2 separate regions of the Homo sapiens genome follow, and region 2 is linked to region 1. Evidence: chromatin contacts called from ENCODE Hi-C or POLR2A ChIA-PET data. All regions are on one chromosome and are shown on one strand. Each heading gives the region's core, a stretch centred on a gene start or an enhancer-like site at or near the end of the contact. The rest is flanking DNA. Distances are from core to core; before and after follow the strand shown. Region 1 has its middle 58 kb from the start of PLCXD2-AS1. Region 2 overlaps LOC107984087 (a long non-coding RNA gene).

Evidence for each region. A loop is a pair of places that touch in the nucleus more often than their neighbours do. ChIA-PET counts read pairs that join two places held with the same protein, here RNA polymerase II (POLR2A). Pooled maps may share reads with other maps.
Region 2: a map of Caco-2 shows a loop between it and region 1 (4-fold over the local background). The contact joins two enhancer-like sites. A Hi-C loop is called at or near these places in 7 of 168 maps with a recorded cell type or tissue (Caco-2, Right ventricle myocardium inferior, cardiac septum and 2 more), 1 of 37 single-sample maps with no recorded cell type and 5 of 50 pooled maps. POLR2A ChIA-PET finds 5 or more read pairs at or near these places in 1 of 52 experiments (MCF 10A).

The regions. Positions count from the first base shown.
Region 1 is chr3:111,732,159-111,737,793 of GRCh38, reverse strand. It overlaps a transcript of PHLDB2 not described here. Among named protein-coding and RNA genes, the nearest start is that of PLCXD2-AS1, 58 kb to the right of the region's middle. RefSeq lists an enhancer at 1,966-3,165. Within about 2 kb of position 2,358, at least 4 of the 41 ENCODE cell types and tissues checked have a DNase peak (open chromatin) inside an H3K27ac peak, as active enhancers do.
Region 2 is chr3:111,784,100-111,789,884 of GRCh38, reverse strand. LOC107984087 (a long non-coding RNA gene) reads left to right here. Exons shown (of 4, transcript XR_001740848.2): 3 at 857-994. It also overlaps a transcript of PHLDB2 not described here. Among named protein-coding and RNA genes, the nearest start is that of PHLDB2, 72 kb to the left of the region's middle. Within about 2 kb of position 2,101, at least 2 of the 41 ENCODE cell types and tissues checked have a DNase peak (open chromatin) inside an H3K27ac peak, as active enhancers do.

The DNA.
Region 1 (5,635 bases), core at 1,109-3,608:
AATCCTTGAAAACATCAACCCAGTGATGACAAAAAAGAATTCTGCCTAGTTAGAGTTCTCTGCAGGAAGTATTTTTGATATTATTTTGGCTTTTGAAAAAAAAAAGACTTTGTGGGGGTTACCTCAGTGCACAGTGAAATTGCACATTCAAACTGTTTGAATCCTGTCCTCCAAATACAGAGGTCTTATGTGAAAACAATCTCATTTTCATTTTACTTTCTGGGAACCCCTCCAAGGCATGGTGAATTGCCAGCATTTTGTGACCTTCAGTTCCTTTACTGCTCTCATGGGAAACTTGACCTTGGAACTGTAGAGAGGAGGGGAACAAGTTTTGGGTGGGTCAGGGGCAGAAGTTTCATTCACTCTGCTTGATCACTGCCCAAAACTATGGGTTCTCCTGCACCAAGATCATTAGAACCTCAGAAGTCACAGAAATGGGGACCAAAAAGTATGATGAGGATGCACACTAACACCAAAGCAAGGATGTGGACAACATGACTGTCGCATGGGATGGAGACTCAGGCAGCCAGCCAGGGGCAATTCCCAGTGAAACATTAGGGATAAGAAAACACTGGATCTCCTCCAGATGCATAGCTGATGCAGGGCTCCCGGACCCTTCAGAACATCTTAGGACTTAAATGGAATTCCTAGGGCATAAGGTTTCCTCCTGTAACTGTAGCTGGTTTCTGTAGGGTTGAAACTACAATAATGGATTCTCAATTTGTAGAAGGACTTCCTTAGGTTCCATGCCATTTGGCAACTGTTTGACTCATGAGACATCCATCTGATTACAGGGTTAGAGAGGGCTTGTGCATCTCAAGACACTGTGGGGTCTCTAGTCCCTACTCATGTATACCGTTCTCTAGGCACACAACTGATTAGAAGACAGTGGTGGCTTATCCTTCTAGCAAGAACCCCTTTGATATCTTATTTTGCTCATGGGCACATGGGCTTGAAAGATTTTTTGCCTTTAAGGAAGATTTTATTAAGTAACAATTAATGTATTTATTTTCATTACTCTGTGAAAATCTAATTAGAATAACAGCATTACCACACTGACCTGACAGAATTCTAGCCCAAAGCAAAGCAATCAATATTTGAGTGGTCTCTGCCTGAGAACAGGCTGTGTAGTCATTTGGCATTTTTAATTTCTGAAAATTTAAATAAAAAGCTTGTAGGCCCCATTCCTACCATTTGTAGGACTTAGGAATCCAGGGAACTGCGTGAATATTTAATTTAAAAAAGAACAAAAAATTTGGAGTCCCAAGATCTAAGGGACTTAGCTGAGTGAGACTGAGAAGGCCATTCACCTGTATTGAGTCTCAGGTTCCTTATCTGAAAGGATATCATCTGAAAACAGTACTCATCTTACAGGGCTGTGGTGAAGATTAAATACAACTATTGACATACTGGACAGTTTTGAAAAATTTAGCTGATTTCAAAGACTGAAATTTCACTGCAGAAATAAACTTTTAAAAAAATCTTGGTAAAATAAATGACAAATTTGTCTTGTACATTATGTTAAAGTCAATCACTCAAACAAACAAAACAATGTTTATAAACTAGGAGATGATAAGAACAATTTTCTCTCTCAGCTTCAGAAAGGAATCAAAGCACTGACTCTTGGGCAATTGCTATTGTGTGTGTGCATGTGTGCATGTGTGTTTTGTGGTTCCTTTTCTAGAGGAGAGGAAAACCACTGTCATACTGAGTTTTATGCTTACACTCAAGAACATCAAGAACATCTTGTGTGAGTGGGAAGGGGGAATAAATATATACTCTAAGGATCTGATCAAATAATTTAGAAAGAACTTTTTTTACTCTTCTACATTTAGAACGTGAACAGTGTAGACACTGTTGGGTGAGTATGTTTCCCAGAACAGAATGCTGAAGAACATGGGATTTGGATTCAGATCCCAACTCAAATTTTACCTCATCTTACTAGCTCTGTGACTTGGGCAAGTTGCAGAGGTTTGTTATGAAAATTAAATGAAAAAAAGTGTAGATAAGAAGGCAGCAGTTCATGTTTTGGTCATAATAAGTACTTGACACAGGTGAAATGTTGTGATGAGTCTTTGTGTTTTAGCTTCAACTTTCTTTCTCCTAGCGTTTTGGTTAATGAAAATGATGGCATGTAAGTACAGTTCATGCAAGGTCAGTTGATTAGTAAAGGGTGCTGGTAGACATGGTGATGCAATCTCTATTTGTAATGCCTTTGCTATCACACACTTGAGATACATGTGAGGCAAGTCACTAGAAACCCTTTGTTCAAAGACATTTAGTCGACCTCATTTCATGATGGCATTTCTTTATCTTGATCTTGTAAATGCTCAGGAATTGTGGCTACTTTGGAATTTATGACAGACAGCTAATGGAATCTTTAGGACATATCTGAACAAAAGTGAAACTAGGGGTGGGGGGCGGATTAAGGCTTCTGCTGTACATTACTCATTCACTGCTCAAATGACACCAAAAAGCCATTTAGACTCCAAGCCGACATGGGTCTCTTTGGGTTGCAGATGGTGAGAGCCTTGACAGGAGGGACTGTTGATGGTTTCTCGGGCTTTAAGCCTCTCTGTGCCCAAGTCTCTTAGATTTAAATGAGTGGGTATTTGCTGAGATGAGATAGTAAATTCTTGAGTTCCTTGAGAAAGATTGGGATAGGGTCATTTCTTCTCTGGAAAGAGTTCAGATGTTGTACTTTAGTTGGGGCTCAGAATTTGAGTCTACAGTATAAAAAGGGACAAAGATTTAGCCTGAGGATTATCTGGGTTATTTAGAAAATATACAGGACAGAGAAGACTCCAGTGACTGCCATGACTAAAAACACTTGCTTTTGCTCTTGCCTGTTTTATCCTTTTTGGAAGTCCACTACTGGCCTTTTTGTTACAGAGGCTCAGGCATGGCACATCCAAGAGCCAGTGGAGAACTTCAGAACTTCTGACTGTATTAGTCAGCCTTGCTTACCTCAGTGACCCTCCAATTTATGCTTATCCACATGGTCAACTCCATGACCTTATGGGAAATGCACTGGGTTGGGAACAAGGCAGAACTGAGTAGAATCCTGGCTCAGACTAATTGCATGATTTTGGGCAAATTAATTAACTTCTATATTCTAACTACCTAACGTTGAAAAACAATGACAATGCCTATTCTAATCTAGTCAATCTGAAGAATAGTCTCCCTCTACTTACTATCCAATATTCAGGAAATGGAAAGAAAAAGCTGTACATACCCTTAGGGGCTTCCAGTTTGTTTTAGGCCCTGAGCCAGAAGCTACAAAAAAAGGACAGGTCAGACCTGTGTGTCTGTCCCTAAGGCAGCCTTCAGTAATGTGGGGAAATATGGCCAATGCATAAATTTTTAAAAAAAATTTTTTGTAGAGACAGAGGCTCACTTTGTTGCTCAGGCTGGTCTTGAACTCCTGGCTTCAAGCAATCCTCTGCCTCACCTTCCAAAGTGCTAGGATTACAGGCATGGGTTGCCATGCCCGACCTAGCCAATGCATTTGATCACCCCAAGATCCTTTTCCCTCGTCAAAACCACCTCCATCACTTGCATTATCTATGAACATCCTCTGGATACCAGCCAGATTCACACTTAACATTTTGCAGTGCTTAATATCTTCACAGAAACGTATCAGTTTTCCATAATTCTCCACAACATTCTTGAGAGGTAGCCACAGACTTACCCAAAGTCACACAAGGGTTTATGTCTACAATGGCCTCCACTCTTGCATCTAGTTAACTGCCTCAGACACTAAATATTCAGCCACAAACCCTGCCTGAGGGGAGTCACTTCAGTTCCACAACTGATTGACAAAAATAATGTCAAACATTACCTTGTCCTACATGACCCAACTCCTTCCCTAAAGGGAGTTCAGAAAAATAGGACTTCAGCATTACTAGGCTTCTAACTAATGACTATAGGAGCCAGGAACCACTGCACAGGCCCGAAAGTTGTATGTGGTGACCATATGACAACATTTCTGCAATTAGAGGAGTTATATTCAGACTTAAGGAAGAGTGAATCATATTAGATAAAAATTACATATTTCTAGAGTGTGTAGACTTGAAGGGGAAAATTTCCATGTTTTCCTTGGTGATTACTTTATAACTTTATTCTTCCTCAAGAATCACTCAATAACTTGTTTCATAGTTATCATCTCCTTCTTCCCCATAGACCTCCAGTGATGAGGGAAGCTCCCTCCAAAGCCACAAGCTTTGTACATAGAGTGGCATTGGTATCATCAGGTTTGCATATTAGTTTTGCTCATGTTTGTTTATCATTGAGCTGGGGAAGGGGGGTCTTGGGATATTTACTATTCTCGGAAGGAGAAAAACTTACTTCTGGTGAGAAGAGAATCTGGACTATAGCTTCAGAGGAGCATTTCTTCTGTGTTGCCCATGCCTTTGCTACAGAGGGACTCAGGCCAGCAAAGGCTTTGGTGGTCCTCCTGATTCAGGGTAAGAAACGGCCTAGTCTCAGTAAATGATTGACCTGGCTGCCGATGTGATAAGCTTAGGTAAATAGGCTTGATTCTGCTCCAGTAATTTCAGGACTTTTAACTCTCTAGGTTCCAAAGCAGAAAAATATACGTGACTTCCTGGGAGAGCCTATCATACGAGGTTGACAGCCCTGTGAATGGACAGTATATTTCTCGGAATATATTATTCTATACCATATACTACAGTATATGTACACTGTCCTCTCTGGTATGTCTTGAAAATTGAAAAAAATTATGCAACGAAAATTCTGGAACAAAACCATGCTTGTGGAGTTACCACCAATGAAATCATTTTAATAAATCGCACATATAATTTGTTATAATGAAAAATTTTTAAAAAACCTTCCAAGTTTCTGAAATACGTACAGGAGCAACAACAATTTTCAGAAGAGATAGAAGACAGAAGGAAAATACAGCCTGCTTTCCAGAACAGGCTGATAGAAAAATGACTGAATTCAGACACACACCCGGGTCTACCATATCTCCAGCAGACCCTCCTCAGAAACACTCTGGTGACGAGGCTGTATATGCTGCTCATTTTGTTATTACAAGAGAAGGGCCAGTGACCAGAGAGATCACCTACCTTGTCTGCTGCTTTTCAATCCCGACTCTTCCCTCAGCTTCTTTCCTGACTCAGCAGGGATGGCCCATGGCTGTTCCAGCGATTGCTGAAGAGAGTGGGATGTTGGGAAGACACATTAACACAGGTTTCTCCTTTTCCCCAAGCATGAAGGTGAGGTTCCTTTCCATTTCCTTTCCTGCTCTCTCTGGCCTCTGCAGACTGTGGTCACAGGCAGCAACTTGCTTGCAGCCAGGTATATTGACAGATGTGAAGGAGGGAGTCTGCCCTGGCCTCAGCCGCCTGGTCTAGCCAATCATTACACACCAGGACAGACTGCTAGTCCTGCTTAAATCCAACCAGAGCTGCATGGAAAAATCAGATGGCAGGACTGTGGGGGGCAGAAAGCACAGTCTGATAGCCATTGGCTATCCAGAAAAGTGATTCCCTTGTAACTGCATCTGGGAAGTGGACAAGAGGCCCCGAGAATAGTTTATAGAGGAAACGAAATTTTTATTCCTTTAGATTTCAGCAATCTCAGAGGGAAATCTGGAAGTCACTTTATCAAA
Region 2 (5,785 bases), core at 852-3,351, 52 kb before region 1:
CCAAGATTTCTCAGGAACTCAGTTTTGTATTGCTCAGTTGGCTAAAGACAAGGGCCAAACAAAAATACTCAGGGCACATAGCCCCGGTGATGATAGCTTGTCCAATTTTGGCACGGCGGTAACTGCTATTTGTTGGTCGCTGTTTATAGGGTTAGACACCATATGAACTAAGCACATAATATATATTATTATCTCATGTAATTCTGAACAACTCTGCAAAGTAAGCTATTACCATTGCTATTTTACAGGTGAGAAAATGGCATTTCAGAAAAGTCAAATAACTTTCCAAAGTCCACAAAATTAATAAAGAAATTTGAACTGAGAACCATTTGAATCCAAAATCTGCACTCTCATTCACTATAGTACATGGCTTCCCATGTATATATGTCAGAGCAGTTAAATCTTTCTTCTTTTTTTAAACGGAGAATGTACTTATAGCAAAACCATTTTGTTCTTTATGGCCTCTAAAATAATCCTGACTGGAAGATATCTGCCAATTATGTAACCAACTATGAGTGGTGCCTCCTTAATTGTTGGTTGAACAAATGACTACGTAGTTCCCATAGAGAGCATATTATTACACCTTCTCAGAAAGCAGACTAATAAGGAGTTCTATTGGAGTCTATAGTCTTTTCTTCAAAGGAACTCCTAATCTGATGCCAGGCATCTGATAGAACCTTGAGCAACAGGCATAATTTGTTGTTTAGCAGAGACCTCTTTGATTGACCAGGAGTGGGGAGCACTGTTTTTTCCATCGCCTTGATAAAAATACCTGCAGTGACGATTGGGAAAAGTAAAACTCAGGGATTTGATGTGTGAACCTGGCATTCCTTTCTCACCAATATGATTCCAACAGGGAGAAGAACATAATATAGCGCTCATCGTTTCATTTCTCTACCCACGATCTTGCAATGTTTTTCCTCTGCCAACAAGGAAAGAAAATGGAGCTATTCCTTTACTGAGCACCTACTATGTGTCTGATAGGTGCTTTCCCGTAAGTTATTCTTTTACTCTTTAAAGCAGGGGTGTGTAATCTTTTGTCTTCCCTAGGCCATATTGGAAGAAGAAGAATTGTCTTGGGCCACACATAAAATACACTAACACTAACGATAGCTGATGAGCTGAAAAAAAATTGCAAAACAAATCTCCTAATGTTTTAAGAAAGTTTATGAATTGTGTTGGGCTGCTTTCAAAGCTGTCCTGGGCCTCATGAGGCTTGCAGGCTTCAGGTTGGACAAGCTTGCTTTAAAGCATCCCTGTGTGGTAGGTTTAGCTATTTCAATCTTACTGCATCATCTTAGGCTCTTTTTAGAGAGAAAGAATAAAAGGTAGATAGATGGGAGAAGTAAACAGGAGAAGAGACAAAGGGTCTTTATAAAGATCTTCTTTTCATTTAGGGAATATCAAATTAATGTCATTTAAAATAATATTGACACATGCTTTCTCCTCTTGGACTTTTCTACCTTTAGAGGACAAAGGCCTTGGTGTTAAATAGCAGACTGACACACAAAAGTCCCAGACTCTACTTCTGACCTGGGTGAATTTATCACTATGTCACTCTTAGTTTTTGGTCATAGGAAGGTAGTCATCCAGATATAACCCCATGGCATTCATAGGAAACAACATGACATCTATCCAAATTACTGCTTTGAAATGACATTAAAAAAAAAATAGCATAATGGTTTTTTCCATCCACTCGTTTCTGTGACTGAGTTTCCTTCCTTTGTCCTTTAAGCACATTTAGGGCTGAAAAGTCCCACCAATTCTCCTCCTGGAAACTAGTAACCTTCTTGGGTCAGAATGCATGAGACAAACATCTTGGTTAAAGTGAGAAGACTATTTATGGCCAGGAGTCTTGACCTGTTTCCAATTCATGCTCCCATTCCAGTCTTTGCCAGACTGGAGGATTTCTTACCCTCTATTTCTAATATATTTACTGAAAAATTTACTGCTTTATTCTCTAATGTTTATTTTGGCGGACTACAAAGTCTAAGTTTATTTAAAAACTGTAGAAAAAAATTGGTGTATCTTCAACTTGGTGATCTATTTTAGAGAAACATGCAATCAGGTTGGATTCACCCCAGAATAGATTGGGTACGCTGCCAGAGACTCGACCCCGGGGTGGTCCTTTCTTCTTGGCCGTGGCTGTGGAATGCCTCCCCTATCTCCCATGTGTCCTCTTTGAGGTGAAGTGGACCAGAAGGAAAAAGAGGAAAAAGGCAGGTCAGAAGCAGAGCCCCAGAGAACACAGAAGAGAAAGCCTAGAGTAGCCCAAGCTACCAACCATGTCTTTGAAAATGGTAGAAGTAGATTGAGCCCTCCAATTCTAGCTTGAAAGGGTTCTCATCTGTAGCAAGTGTCAGGCCACAGTCACACACCATGAAAAGTCAGGAAAAGGGTCTGTGAATGTTATGATGGAGAGAACATTCATTTTCAGCATTTGAAACCCAAGTGCAAAAAAATATCCAAAGATAAAGGAGAATATCTCACTTATAAGTTCCATTTGATTTAAAGTTAACTGTTCTCTAAAGAAATTCTGATTAAATAGCATGCTATAGAGCACACAGTAAATACTCCCAAATGGCAAATTATTAAACTTTTTAAACAGGGAACACATTCACCTTCAGTAACGCAAAAGCATGAGGATAGAAATTATAAGCTAGAGTCTCTTGGGGTATATTTGAGATATCTAAAGGCCAAGTAGGCTGTCAGTCTCTGACACTATGGCAGTTAAAGACATCCAACACAATTGTTATGTAGTAGCATAATTGTTGGTCTACTAGGCTGTCATCACCACTAAACTGTGAGATCTTTGACAGTACAACAGTCTTCACTTTAATTGCCCTTGAATCAATAGTACCTAGCATTGCGCCCCATGCAAAATAAGTTCTTAAACTTTTTTTTTGATGAATGACAAATGTGTGAACCTTGGATTTAACCTCTGGTTTTTGCATCTGAGGCTCTCAATAGGACAAGTCACTGAGACAGCCAGAGTTTATTAAAATAGGCATAGGAGTTTCTATTTGAAAACCTGACTATGTCATTTATTATACCTATTTATTAAACATAGAATTATAGGATCTTAGGCTTTGAGGGGACTCTTAGATCATCTGGTAATGATATTTTAGTTCAACTCTCTCATTTTAGAATGACAAACTGTAGCCCGGGTGAGATAAGTGATCTGCCTAAGATTCTACTGCTTATCATTGGGTGGGAGGGCCTGGGCTTGTCTGCCAATCCCCTAAGTTGCCGATGCTCTGTCTTATCCTCCCACTTTAAGCCTTTTTCAGAACTCAGACTTAAATTTTTGAAAGTAACAATAGTTATTTACTAGGTCATTTTCTTCAGCTAGGTCAAACAATCCAGAATCATAAAATCTTAGACTTTGGAAGAGGCCTTAGAGGTCATCAGTTTAACATCCCAACCCAAGCAAGGATCTCCTGTACAAACTTGAATGGCATTTAGTAATTGTTTGAATTCCTACAGCAGTAGGATGTCAGTATAGTCAGTCCTCTGTATCTGTGGGTTCTGCATCAATGGATTCAACCAACCATGAATGAAAAATATTTGGGGAAAAAAACTGCATCTGTGCTAAGCACGTATTGACTTTTTTTCTTGTCATTATCCTTAAACGATACAGCATAACGACTATTTACATTGCATTTACAGTGTATTAGGTATTAGAAGTAATCTAGGGATGATTTAAAAGAGAATGTCCATAGGTCCAGTGCAAATACTATGCCATTTTATATCAGAGACTTGAGCATCTGTGGATTTTGGTATCCATGAGAGGTCCTAGAACCAATCCTCCATAGATACTGAGGGATAACTGTACCTCATTTTTGAATATAAAATTCTTCCTTTTATTTAAGTAAGATTTGCTATAAATTTTAATGTGCCAAATGCCAATATCTAGAACTACACAGAATGAATCTACCACATTTTCATGCCAATCCTTCCTAATTATGAATACAATTTTCATGTCAATATAAATCTCTTCCCGAGCAAAACATTTTTTGAATTCTTCTTCAAAAGATATGGTTTCCTGAACCACCACCATTCTGGTTGCCCTTCTCTGACTATCCTCCTATTTATCAATGTCCTAATTGAATTTTAGAAGTGGTCTAACAGATGAAGAGTAGTAGAATTATGACTTCCTTCTTGGTGTGTCCTAGATTTTGTTAAAGAAGTTTAAGATTGCATTAATGTGTGTGTTTGCCTCTCTAATGCTTCTTGTTGAGTTTAAGATTAGTTAAAAACACTAGGTATTTTTGGGTGGGAGGGGAAGAATCCTGTCATATTTAATATTCAGAAATAAATTCTAGATGGATTAAAAATGTATGTGTAAAAACAAAATAAAGAACTAGAGGAAAATATTATATTTGAAAATGCTAATTTTACTTGGAGATTTGAGAATTCCAAATGTATCCTTCAAGGATATAAGTCACATAAGACAGACTGCTATATTTTGCCAACTAAAATTTAAAGCTCCAAAGTGGAAGAATAATAAAAATATCAAAAAATAAACAGAAAACAGAAATATGCTTGCAAAATACATGTAGGGGTTAACAGACTTAATATCTCAAGAGCCCTTGAGAATCAACTGAAATAGACTAATATCAGTAGAACAATGAATAAAGAGCATGAATAAGTGAGTCACAAATGAAGAAATAAAATGGCTCACAAACATGTGATGAAATGTTCAAACAAGCTAGATGCCAAAGTTGCTGGCAAAATTAAACTGCTAAAAATGAAATTAATAGCCAATATTCTATGCAGACAAATACTTGGAAAAACAGATTTTCTCACACACAGCTGATGGAACTATACATTTTTATTACTTATTTAGTATAATTTGGAAATATATGATCAAAGCTTAAGAAAGCAATTAATTTGTTCTCAAAAATATCACTTTTCCTAATTTATTCTAAGTGAAATATTAAAAATGTGTGCAAAGAGTCTTATCATAGCACTACTTATAATATCAAAATAGAAAAAATAAAGTTTTTACAATAGGGAATTGGTTAGGTATGACATGTTCAAGTAATGGACCATTACTATTATTTAGTTAAAAAACTGATTTAGAAATATACTTACTTCACAATATAATGAAGTAAACAAGTATGTTACAATATACATGACATTTTTATAATTTATGTGTATATTGCATATGTGTGCTAAAAGTCTTGGAATTAACACAGCACAAACACACTTTTTCTTATCTTTATGTTCTGAAATACTAGTTTCATCACTCAGAATAGGTTGGATTATACTGAACAAATAATCCCCAAATCCCAGTGACTAAACACAATCAAAAATTAGTTCTTGCTTATGCTGCTTATCAGCACGGTTTATGAGAGAGGGGCCTACTGATCACACCCACTCACAGACACAGACAGATGGCTCCAGAAGCTTCCACTACCACTGAGGCAGGAAAAAAGGATGAGGCAACTTGCACACACTGCATGACACTTCTGGTATTTTGTTGTTCAAAGAAAATCTCATGCCTCACTTCAAAGGAACAAAGAAATGCAAGCTTCCAATGAGCTCAGAAGAACAATTTTTGCAGACAGTCCTAATGACTATCACATTTACAGTTTTTTCTGTTTGCTTGTTTGTGTTTCCTGATTTTTGTAAGTCAACCTATATAATACTTTATTAAGAGAAATTCCTGTTCGGACATATGTCCTTAATCATGCATTTGTGGAATTCTCGGCTCTGATATTTATTGCCTGTTAGAATATTTCTCAATCTTGATCTGATCCTATTAACCAACGTATTTTCC